Linked DNA regions of Homo sapiens: region 1 is linked to region 2. The links are chromatin contacts, found by Hi-C or POLR2A ChIA-PET in ENCODE. All regions are on one chromosome and are shown on one strand. The core of a region is the stretch at or near the end of the contact, and the rest is flanking DNA. Distances in the headings are between cores, read along the strand shown. Region 1 overlaps LOC124901251 (a long non-coding RNA gene). Region 2 has its middle 170 kb from the start of NRN1.

Region 1 (6,134 bases), core at 1,133-3,632, 35 kb before region 2:
AGTCCAGAGAAAATATTACCTGAGTATCCAAATAAATACTAATACTTGTCACTTAAATAGCAATGCCTATATGCCAGGCACTGTTCTAAGTCTTTTACATCTCTTATCTGATTTAATAATTCCAACAAATTGTATGAAGAGTTTCCAGATGATGCAACTGAGGCCGCAAGATGTTAAATAATTCACCCCAGCTAATGACTGAGGTGGCTGCGTTGAATGTAGATAATCTGTTCCACGGTCTTGACCATGATTTAATAACCATCTCAATAAATATGGTTTGATTGGACAAAAGTTTTAAACTTCTCTTATTGGTCATAAATAATCAAAATAAAAATAGAAGAAAATTTAAAAATAAAGATTTATAACCATTAAAATGATCTCTTCTTAATTTGGCCTTGGTCAATCTGTTTTGACTGTCTCTGCTCTCAGTGGCTAAACAGCATTTTAACAAGTTTTCTACACACTAAGTGCCTATGAACTCACCAAGTTCATCTGGGCTGATTGTTTCTCTCTTTTTTAAAAAACAGTTTTTTGGCAAAGGTGTAGTGGCGGCTCATGCCTGTAATCCCAGCACTTTGAGAGGCCGAGGCAGGAGGATCACTTGAGGTCAGGAGTTCAAGACCAGCCTGGCCAACATGGTGATACTCCATCTCTGCTAAGAACTCAAAAAAATTAACCCGGGCCTGGTGGCACATGCCTGTAATCCTAGCTACTCGGGAGGCTGAGGTGGGAAGATTGCTTGAACCTGAGAAGCGGAGGTTGCAGTGAGCTGAGATCACGACACTGCACTCTAGCCTGGGTGACAGAGCGAGATTCCATCTCAAAATAAATACATAAATAATAGAAGTTTTATTGAGATATAATTGTTATATAATAAACTACACATTTGACGTATACAATTTGATGAGTTTGGACACATGTACATTTCCTAGAAATCATCACCATATATTCAAGCCAATAGACATATCCATCACCTCCAAAAGCTTCCTTGTGTCCCTTGGTATTTTTATGTGTGGTAAGAGCATTTAACATGAGATCTACCCACTTAAGAAATTTTTAAGTGCAAATAATACATTATTATTGACTATAAGCATTATGCAACAACATATCTCTATAACTAATTCATCTTACATAACTAAAACTTTATTTCCAATTCCCCATTTCCTTCTCCCCCCAGCTCCTAGGAACTGTATTCTCTGCTTCTGCTAGTTTGACTGTTTTAGGTACCTCATGTCAGTGGAATCATGCCGTATTTGTCCTTTTGTGACTGGCTTTTTCACTAACAACATGTCCTCAAAAGCCATTCATGGTGTCACATATTTTAGAATTTCCTTTTTTTAAAAAACTGGATAATATTCCATTGTACATATATACCACATTCTCTTTATCCATTCATCTATCAACGAACACTTAGGTTGTTTCCATGTCTTGGCTATTGTGACTGGTATTTCAATGAACATGGGATGCAGATATCTTTTTGAGATCCTGATCTCAATTTTGGGAGGTATATACCCAGAAGTGGGATTGCTAAATCATAAGGTAATTCTATGTATTTTTTTTGACGATACCATTTTCCACAGCAGCTACACCATTTTACATGCCCACTGACAGTGCAGAAGGGTTCCAGTTCCTCCACATCCTCGCAAGTGATTGTTCTTTGTATTCCCACACAGCCAGCATCTACTCATCTTCAGTGAGCTCCAGCTCATTGTTAGTAAGCAGCTTCACTTTTTGGAGCTGCATCTTAGCTTACATCTTTATAGTGCAGCTCTCTCCTGGAGGAGCCTAAGGCAAACCTTTCTTAGCTGCTCTTCCTGATTTGTATAATTTTCCATAATCCAACTGTTAAGGATTCATCCTAGGTTAAATGTAGTTGATTCTCTTAAAACAGGAATTTAAATCAAATTGAGTATTTTTTCACATATCCTACGTATAAGATAATTATAAACAGAAATGTGCTATGTCCTCAAGAGTCATTCGTGTTGTCACATATTGTAGAATTTCCTTCTTTAGATGTAAGTTTCCTTAGATGTATGCTAAGATGCAGGGTCAGAACAGACACATGTAAGAAAGCAGGCATCCTGATGGAATGATATGGTTGAAAGAGCTCATTCAAGAGCTCGCTGAGCACTTCCTACATGTTCAACATAGAGGTCATCTAAGAAAAACAGGACGTGGCTCCTGCCTGCAGTGGCACCTATCACAGTTAGGCAAACAACACCAGCTATTGCAGTGGAACAAAAGCAGATCGTATATGCTAAAGAGTGAAACTGAATACTCCCATAAACAGATGGGAAAAAATGTGGGCTGGATGACAGAAGTGCTGGGTGATTCACACATAACTGGTTGAACAAACATACCCAACAGGGCCTATTAATGAACAAATGTCAACAGATAGTGAGGTCTCTATTGGCTCTACCCTCACTGCAGACTTGTCCGACATTTTGATAAATGATTTGGATAAGAAGAGTAACAGTATAATTGATCGAGTCTGTGATATCATGAAACTGAAAGTGATAGTAAACACACTGAATAATAGAAGCAGAATCCTAGAAGCCTACAGTATTGGTCTGTTCTGCCAGCATGGTGAGTGGGGTGGTGTGTCCCAACAAAGTGAGGAGACACACTTCTGACCAGCACTGCACTGACCACACCTAAGGCGGCCCTTCTAGGGCAACTCACTCAAACGGAGAATTTTCAATTAGATCAGATTCTGGAAAGAGTGACCAGGAGAACATGCCTTGAGACCAGTGTAACTGAGGGGAGAATAGGCAATCTAGCATAGGGAAGATAGCCTATGGTCAGTTGTCATTTCCATATGTTTAAAAAAATAGACATGAAATAGGACTTCAGCTTATTTGATGTCATTTCACAAGGCTGAACCTCACAGATTTTGACTTTATAGCATAAGCCTTTCAAAGAGAAAGAAAAAGAGTATTGATTTAGTACCTATCCAGTGCCAGAAACTGTACTTGGCATTTTACATCCTCCTTCTAGCAATCAAATAAGATATAAATTATTATCCCATTTTACATACTATTCCATTTATCTATTGCTGAATAACAAACTTCTACAAAACTTAGTACCTTAAGACAACAATTGATTATTCTTATACCTCATCGTTTTGTGGGCTAGGAATGTGGACAGGATGGAGGAAGAATAACTTCTGTCTCTCCCATGGTGTCTGGAGCCTCCTCTGGAATGTCTTGGCTATTTAAGTAACCTTCTGTATTTCTCTGCCCAGCCTCTTCACCTGTGGGCTTCCTCACAACATGGCAGACTTAGGGTAGAAGTTCTTACTTAGTAACTCAGGGCTCCAGAAGAATGAGGCAGATGCTGTCACTCCTCTTAGGTCTAAGCCTGGAACCAGAGCAGCATCATTTCCTCTGTGCTCCAGTGGCTGGGGGTAGTCACAGGGCCAGCCCACATTCAAGATGAGGGAATAAAAACAACATCAAAATGGTTCGTGACCATTTTAAATTCATCACACAGATGAGGAAGTACAGGAAGGTGGGAAGTGGCAGAGCCAGGACTCGAGCTACATCTGACCAACTGTCATTTCCTTCCCCACTCTCATTACCCTCAGTAACACATCCGTGTGTGTGGGCTCAAGGGTCTCCTCTAAGATAACTTTAAACTGTGTGTTTTCATCCCCAGCCTTGCTGCTAAGCTCCAGGACTATCTCCAGTGGAAACTGTACATGTCCATTTGAATTTCCTCGAGCCAACTCAGACTTAGCAGGATGAGACAAGAGTTCAGAATTCATCACAGGTCCTATCTCCATCCCGATCTAGGCAAACCAGCAGCTCGCCAGTCACACTGGCTCAGAACCTCATGTTGACTTCTGTCCCTGCCCTCTCACTTTTTTCCTGTGTCCAGTCAGTCACCATTGCCAAGGCCTGTAAATTCGTAGGCACAACAGTCTTCAAGGCTGCTCAAAGATCAGTTCTGCCTACATCCCCTCCAGCCACCTACCATGCTCACCATCCCCAGCCACACTGCCTGCTGCTCCTCCAAAGCCTCTCCACGGACACCATCTCCCTAGAAAGACCATTCTATCAAACATTACTGATATTGTTATGTCTGTTTATTTCTTATTTATTGTCTGTTTCTCCTACTAGAGCAATGCTATTCAATAGAAATATAATTTGAGCCACATCTGTAATTTTACATTTTATGGTAGCCACATTTAAAAGGGCATAAAGAAACAGGTAAAATTAATTTTAAGAATTTATTTCACTTAATCGTGTATATTGGTCCATTTTCACGCTGCTATAAAGTTACTACCTGGACTGGGTAACTTATAAAGAAAAAAGATTTAATTGACTCACAGTTCTGCATGGCTGGGGAAGCCTCAGGAAACTTACAATCATGGCAGAAGGTGAAGGGGAAGCAAGGCACATCTTACATGGTGGCAGGCAATAGAGTGCAGGGGAAAATGCCACTTTTAAACCATCAGATCTCATGAGAACTCCCTCATTATCACGAGAATAGCATGGGGGAAACTGCCCCCATGATCCAATCACCTTCCATCGGTTCCCTCCCTCAACATGTGGGGATTACAATTCTAGATGAGATTTAGGTGGGGACAGAGAGCCAAACCATATCACCATGATATCCCGAATACTATTATTTCAACATGTAATCAATATGAAAAATCATTAATGAGATACTTCACATTTTTTGGTCTAAATTTTGAAATTGATGTGTATTTTGCCCTTTGTTTACCTCTCATTCAGACTGGCCACATTTCAAGGGCTTGGTAGCTACACGTGCTAGTGGCCGCCATCTCGGACAGCACAGCTCTAAAACAAAAGCTCTTTGAGGATGTGGACTTTGTTCTCTTTGTTCACCTCTCTCTTCAAGGTGCCCTGAACTTAAAAAATATTTTCTTACTGCATGCGTGCAGGAATGCAATGAATGAAATGCATCCCTTGCTTTTGATTCTCCCCCACCCCTTCCTCCTGACCTCACAGTGGCAGAAGCCTTCTACCTGTCAAGCATCTACAGGTGTGGCAAGGAACTGCTCCTTTCCAGCTTGAGATGCTCTTCCCACACCACCAGTTTCTGTCTTGAGCCTCTTTCCACCGGTGGGAGGACTCAGAGTAAGGCTTGTCTGGCGGCCCCAACCAATGGACACCTGCCTCTTCCCATTTCTTCCCACAGCATGAGCATGTGTGACTTCAGTCCTCTCTCCTCACCCCTGTCCTAACCTCCCACTTATTATTTCTACCCCTCACCCTTCATCCTGAGGTCCAGAGCAGAGTCCCTGAGAGCTTGAAGGTCTTTGGTGTACTGAGGTCGAAGAACGCTGACCTCTGACCTCTCACTTTTTGAATGAGAAAACCTAGGGTGAGAGGCCTGCCAGGTTTGAATCTGTGCCCAGCTTGATTCTGAGGCTCTTTGAGGGACCCCACCCTGCGTGTCTGTCCACTGTTTCTGGGACAACCTGGTTCCAGCTTGCAGCCTGGCTCTTAGCCTTGGCTGACAGTTCCAGTCTTTGCATCCCCAGATGTCACATCTTGGGGTGGCACAGAGCACTCTGCTGGCTTGGAGCTTCTCCCCAACTAACCTTTTTGACAGCTTCATTGAGATATAATTTACATACCATACAATTCACCCCACTAAAGTATATAATTCAATGGATTTTATTATATTTACAGTTATGTGCAACCATCTTCACAGTCAATTTTCATATCACCTCAAAAAGAAACCTTTTAGACCCATTCACCCATTGAGGGACATTTGAGTTTCTCCTGCCTTATGGCTATTATGAATAATGTCGCTGTGAATATTCACGTAAACCCCTCCACTGATTCTTCCTACCTCTTGCTGCCAGGTGACTTTTCAGCAAGCATTGGAAAGCAGGTCAGTCCACTGTTCCTAACATCTGCCATATTGGTCCTGGCACTGGAGGCTCTTCATCACAGGGGCCTTCTCTACTCCCCACACCTGGCTGCAGAGAGGCAGTGAAAGGTCGTGGTCAAGGTCAGGGTCTGAAAGCCAGGGCCTCACCTCCCAGCTGGTAATGAGCTCAGCCAGACAGAAGGACAGCCCAGGTTCAGGGTTTGGGAAGAATGGCAGTTACTCACTTTGGTTTACTATCAACATGGCAAGGACATGGGGGATGTGCT
Region 2 (5,684 bases), core at 2,805-5,304:
GGTGGGGGGGTCAGCCCCCCACCCGGCCAGCCACCCCGTCCGGGAGGTGAGGGGCGCCTCTGCCCGGCCGCCCCTACTGGGAAGTGAGGAGCCCCTCTGCCCGGCCGCCCCTACTGGGAAGTGAGGAGCCCCTCTGCCCGGCCAGCCGCCCAGTCTGGGAGGGAGGTGGGGGGGTCAGCCCCCCGCCCGGCCAGCCGCCCCGTCCGGGAGGTGAGGGGCGCCTCTGCCCGGCTGCCCCTACTGGGAAGTGAGGAGCCCCTCTGCCCGGCCACCACCCCGTCTGGGAGGTGTACTCAACCGCTCATTGAGAACGGGCCATGATGACAATGGCGGTTTTGTGGAATAGAAAGGGGGGAAAGGTGGGGAAAAGATTGAGAAATCGGATGGTTGCCGTGTCTGTGTAGAAAGAGGTAGACATGGGAGACTTTTCATTTTGTTCTGTACTAAGAAAAATTCTTCTGCCTTGGGATCCTGTTGATCTGTGACCTTACCCCCAACCCTGTGCTCTCTGAAACATGTGCTGTGTCCACTCAGGGTTGAATGGATTAAGGGTGGTGCAAGATGTGCTTTGTTAAACAGATGCTTGAAGGCAGCATGCTTGTTAAGAGTCATCACCACTCCCTAATCTCAAGTACCCAGGGACACAAACACTGCGGAAGGCCGCAGGGTCCTCTGCCTAGGAAAACCAGAGACCTTTGTTCACTTGTTTATCTGCTGACCTTCCCTCCACTATTGTCCTATGACCCTGCCAAATCCCCCTCTGCGAGAAACACCCAAGAATGATCAATTAAAAAAAAAAAAAAGCAATGGCAAAATGCATTCAGAGTTTAAAGCACCTATTCCATTTGGCTCAATTCTATACATGCACAGAAACAAAGCAAAAAAAAAAAAAGGAAACTACAACCCCCACCCCCACACAAATCGAAGAACAAACAGAAGCCATTCCAGGCCTCAAGTGAAGCAAGGCATGCGTCTCAGCTCTGAGAAATCCCCACCCTTAAGACCTGGGAAGGTCACAGCCTTCAGGCTGGCTCAAGGGGTTCTCCCCAGCAGGAACCCAGGCTGCTCCTCCCGGGACTGTGCCTGACAGGTAGGGAGTGCTCATAAGTCACAGCGGATATTATCACTACAGGGGTCCCTAACATCTCAGTGAACCCCCAATGTCGGGGAAATCGAGAAACTGGGAATGCGGCCCCAAAGCCTGTAGGAGACCACGTGTGGGCCCAGAGCCTCCCTGCTGCCTCAGAAGGCCAGAGAGCCCACAGGGCAAGCAGGGCCCACGGCAGAGCCCGTCCAGTGGACCCCAAGTCACCCTGTCACTCAGCAACCATATCCCGGCCCCAGGTGGCAGAGGAGGGTGGCCCTCAGGCGGGACAGTCTCCCCAGGCCACCGAGGCTCCTCGGCGCTTAGGCCCCTCGCATGATCCCAGAGTCACCTCACCCCCAAGCACTCCATGACCCCAAGTCCTCTGTCCTCAGCCTTCTCTGCTGGGCTCATTTCAGGTAGGTTTTTTTTTTTTCTTCCCTTCTCATTTTCTTGCTCCCTCTGAGAGGCTAATGTTCTAACAAAGATGTGCTGCTGGAACGAGGCATTAATTTCAATAGTCACTTAAAAGCAATTGCCTGGGAAATATCTCATTTTCCCATTAAATGCCGCAAAGGAGAAGCCTCGGGTGACTCCTCTGTCCCGCTCCCTGCCCCCCTCCTCCTCTGTTCTCCACCCCCTCCCCTCTTCCAAAAATTCATTACAACCTAGACACTATTTCCACTCCCCGTTCTAAAACGCTGCCCTGGGAAGATAGATGAGCCCACTTGGCCTCTGGCCAGCACATGCCCCACAGGTAACTTACTCTGTGCAAATCAATCTGGGACAGATGGGGTGTCTTTTTGGGAGCACAGGCAGGTGGCTCAGCTTGCTTCTCTGGGCTGGGGACAGGGGCAGGCAGGACAGGCAGGTGGGCCCTCGAGGTCTCCTTTTGACGATGGATGTAGCCTGTGGAAGGGATGTGTTTCCAGATCTCCCTGGCCTTGCGAGACATCCCCACAGAGGCCCCTCTCAGGGGAAGCTGCGATCAGGGGTCAGAGCTTGGCACACATGTCATTGTTGACTTGAAAAAGTTGATTAAGCAAGAGAAGGGGTCTCAGTCCTCCCCCAGGCTCCCCTGTGTCTCTCTGGGGTGCCCAGGCCCTGACCACCCCCAACCAAGGCAGGCTCTTCTCTTGCACTCTGTTACCTTGACGAGCTGTCATCTGACCTCCCTCCAAAAAAAATTCATGATAACCTTCTCCCAGAGCTGTTAATAATTATTATTATTATATTTTAATAATTAATATAAGATAATTAATATATAATTATTATATATTAACATAATAATATAATTAAATATTAATATATACTGATATAATAATTATTATTAAAAATCAGAGCAGTGTGAAAGCCCTTTGATGTGAGACAGACATACACCCCTAGCTCTGTTTCATGAGTACTTGTCAGTCTCTGTATATGTGGGTACCATTATCGCCACCACAGTCCCCAGTTTACAGAGGAGGAGCTGACGCCCAGAGAGGCTCCATAACATCCCCTAAAGCCACACAATCTTGGCCCAAGATTTGCTTGGCCCAGGGGCCTGGACGCTTGATCTCACATGGTCTGTCCATGTAGCTTGCAACACTCAGGAAGTCCCTCTCCAGTGAGGGAGCTCTGAACCCTGGCAGTGAGGCCTCTCCAGTGAGGGGGCTCCTGAGCTCTGGCAGTGATGAGCTCTCTGTGACCAGGGGACCCACCTGCAACCTCCCCCCATTCCACAGCTGCCAGCACCTGTGCCCACTTCAAAGCTTAACCCCGGATGATAAGACAGACCAGGAGCCACCAGCTTTATGTACGTTACTTATGAGTCTCAGAACAAACTCACAAAAAAATCTTATTCCCACTTCACAAACAAGAAGTTGAGGATGAGAGAGGTTAACTCAAAGGACAAAGTCACACAGATTTTAAGGCCCCTGCTCTTGACACCAGACTCAGCAGCTTTGATGTTTTTGTTCTCTTCCTCCCTGTTTTTATCTAGGGCTTCTGAGGTGTCCTCCTTCTCCATCTCCTCCCTTCTCCTCCTCCCCCCCCTCCCCCCTCCTCTTCCTCCTCCTCCTTTTTCTTCTTCCTCTTCTTCTTCCTCTTCCTCTTCTTCCTCTCCTTCTCCTTCTCCTCCTCCTCCTCCTCCTTCTCCTTCTCCTGCTCCTCCTCCTTCTCCTTTCTCTTCCTTTTTTTAAATTTAAGAGATGGGGTCCTGCTCTGTCACTCAAGCTGGAGTGCAATGGCATGATCACAGCTCACTGCAGCCTCAACCTCCCAGTCTCAAGCAATCCTCCCACCTCAGCCTCCAGAGTAGCTGCAAATACAGGCACACCTCACCACACCTAGCTAATTTTTAAATTTTTTTGTAGAGACAGGGTCTTTCTGTGTTGTCCAAGCTGGTCTTGAACTCCTGGGTTCAAGTGATCTGCTCCCCGTCAGCCTCCCAAAATGTTGGGATTACAGGAGTGAGCCACCATGTCCGGCAAAGTCACCCTTCTTGAACTTTGATTCACCAAGCTCTTCAGTCCAACTTTACACAAGTGTGAACTCAGAGAGGCGTGTGCTTGTGATTCCTTTATTCACACACAGCCAAGTTGGCACAAGGAGGTGAAACAGAGAAAGGCCTCAGTGTCTTTAGCCAAGCCCCCAGAAGGCCACCTAAGCAGGCTGGATGCTGCCCAGGGCTGGGCCACAGCGTGTCCTTTGCAAGTCAGCCAGCCCAGCCCCCGAACCCCATACACACACAAAGACATCTTGCACCCCAGGAGCAGCCCCACAGTGCAAAGGAGTCCATGCAGCTGCTAATGGCTGCTCGGGTTTGTCTGATCTGTCTGGGGTCAGGCACAGCCTCCAGGGGCCTCTGGCCCAGGTTGCATCTTTCCTGCAGAGCAGAAAAACGAAGCACAGTTAAGAAAACCCCAAGAAGGCAGTCAGTTTCCTCCCTTGAGTTTCCGGGGTGGACTTCCGGCAGAGTTTTTGGAGAACTGACTGTTGCAGTTAAACAATGTGTCTGGCAAGAAGCGAGACTTCCTCCCTTCCTGCTGCCTGGCTCATGGGGCTGCAGCCTCACTTCTGGAGGTGGCAAGAAAGAACTGTGGAGTCTGTGATCTAAGGGATCCCTGGCAGCCCACGGCAGCCAGAGAACCACACCCACTGGAGAACTCTAGGTTCTCTACGGCCTCTTGTTACTGCCAGTGCTTGTGTGGTTTGAGGTGGGTAATGCAGCAGCCTCCTGCAGCCAGCCCAGGACTGGGCAGCATGGGGCCAGGTAGTTAGTGTAGGAGAGCGAGCCTAGGCTTGTAAAGCAAGACTTGGCTCTGTCACTGGGCAACTTTTTTATTTTTTTATTTTTTTTTGAGACAGAGTCTTGCTCTATTGCCCAGGCTGAAGTGCAGTGGCATGCTCAACCCCTTCCTCCCTGGTTCAAGCAATTCTCCTGCCTCAGCCTCCTGAGTAGCTGGGACTATAGGCACGTGCCACCACGCCTGGCTAATTTTTATATTTTTGGTAGAGAGGGGGTTTTGTCATGTTGGCCAGGCTGTTCTCAAACTCCTCCCCTCAAGTAATCTGCCTGCCTTGGCCTCCCAAAGTGCTGGGATTACAGGCATGAGGCACCGCGCCCAGCCTGGGCAACTTTGAAGAAGTTACTTAGCTTCTCTGAGCCTCAGTTTCCTCATCTGTATAACGGAAGCAATAGTGTCCATTTTGCAGGGCTAGTATGACGAGTAAATGAGAATCCTCATGAGGGCCTGGAAATGACAGTGTCATTTCCAGGTGGTTCTACTATTATCAGTGACTGATATTTGTTGAGCACTGACCATAGACTAAGTTTTGTGCTGAGCATTTTATATTTATTGTCCCATTTAGTCCTCCTAAAAATCTAATGAGATATGACTATCCCCAGCTTACAAATAAGAAAACTGAGACTCAAAAAGGCCAGCAAGTGACCCCAGATAACTGCACAAGGATGTGCAGAGAGTGAGCAACAGGACCCGAAGCTGTGGGCTCACACCATGTTCTTCCTGCCTCTTAAGCCCATGGTACAGTTGGTGGGTGCTACCTGAATTGAATGGATGTGCCTGTTGTTTTGAAGTTGGGGTCTATGGCCATACCACCCTGAACGTGCCTGATCTCATCTGAAGTTGAGGATAGGCATCATCTTTCATTTGAAAATGAAGAAACTGAGGCATTGGGACGTTAACTCATGCACAGGCAGCAAGTGGCAGAGAGTGAAAGGAACCAGCATTGATGAGTGCCTATTGTATGCCAAACACTGTGCTTACTTCAAGATCCTATGATCTGCTGGGTGATTTTAGAGATGGAGTTTCATTGACTTCCCACACTGCCCTGAAGAGGTCTTATTAGTATTAGCCCCATTTTACAGAGAAGGGAACTGAAGCTCTATGCATGTAATTAGACTCTGAAGGCTGTTGATGGATGGGGAAGAAGAGGGTCCCTCTCTGCTTTTAAGGAATGCATGGACAGTTATGATTCTGGCCTGAGAAGGAAACTGAAGGGGCTCTGTGCCCGTCCCACATACCCTGCCCCACCCCCAGGGCCTCATGGGTCCCACCAGGGGAGGCTCCTGGCTTCCCAACAGAGGAAGGCATCACTT

The links. Hi-C counts contacts between places; a loop is a spot of excess contacts on that map. ChIA-PET counts read pairs that join two places held with the same protein, here RNA polymerase II (POLR2A). Pooled maps may share reads with other maps.
Region 1: a loop to region 2 is called in a map of natural killer cell, with 2.3 times the contacts of the local background. The contact joins two enhancer-like sites. A Hi-C loop is called at or near these places in 7 of 168 maps with a recorded cell type or tissue (CD4-positive, alpha-beta memory T cell, CD8-positive, alpha-beta T cell, breast epithelium and 3 more) and 8 of 50 pooled maps. POLR2A ChIA-PET finds 5 or more read pairs at or near these places in 8 of 52 experiments (CD4-positive, alpha-beta T cell, CD4-positive, alpha-beta memory T cell, WTC11 and 5 more).

What each region holds. Positions count from the first base shown.
Region 1 is chr6:5,863,064-5,869,197 of GRCh38, reverse strand. It overlaps LOC124901251 (a long non-coding RNA gene), which reads right to left. Exons shown (of 2, transcript XR_007059425.1): 1 at 5,827-6,134. Among named protein-coding and RNA genes, the nearest start is that of NRN1, 140 kb to the left of the region's middle. Within about 2 kb of position 2,382, at least 6 of the 41 ENCODE cell types and tissues checked have a DNase peak (open chromatin) inside an H3K27ac peak, as active enhancers do; they include CD8-positive, alpha-beta T cell and natural killer cell, where a contact is called at or near this core.
Region 2 is chr6:5,830,006-5,835,689 of GRCh38, reverse strand. No RefSeq gene overlaps it. Among named protein-coding and RNA genes, the nearest start is that of NRN1, 170 kb to the left of the region's middle. Within about 2 kb of position 4,054, at least 6 of the 41 ENCODE cell types and tissues checked have a DNase peak (open chromatin) inside an H3K27ac peak, as active enhancers do; they include CD8-positive, alpha-beta T cell and natural killer cell, where a contact is called at or near this core.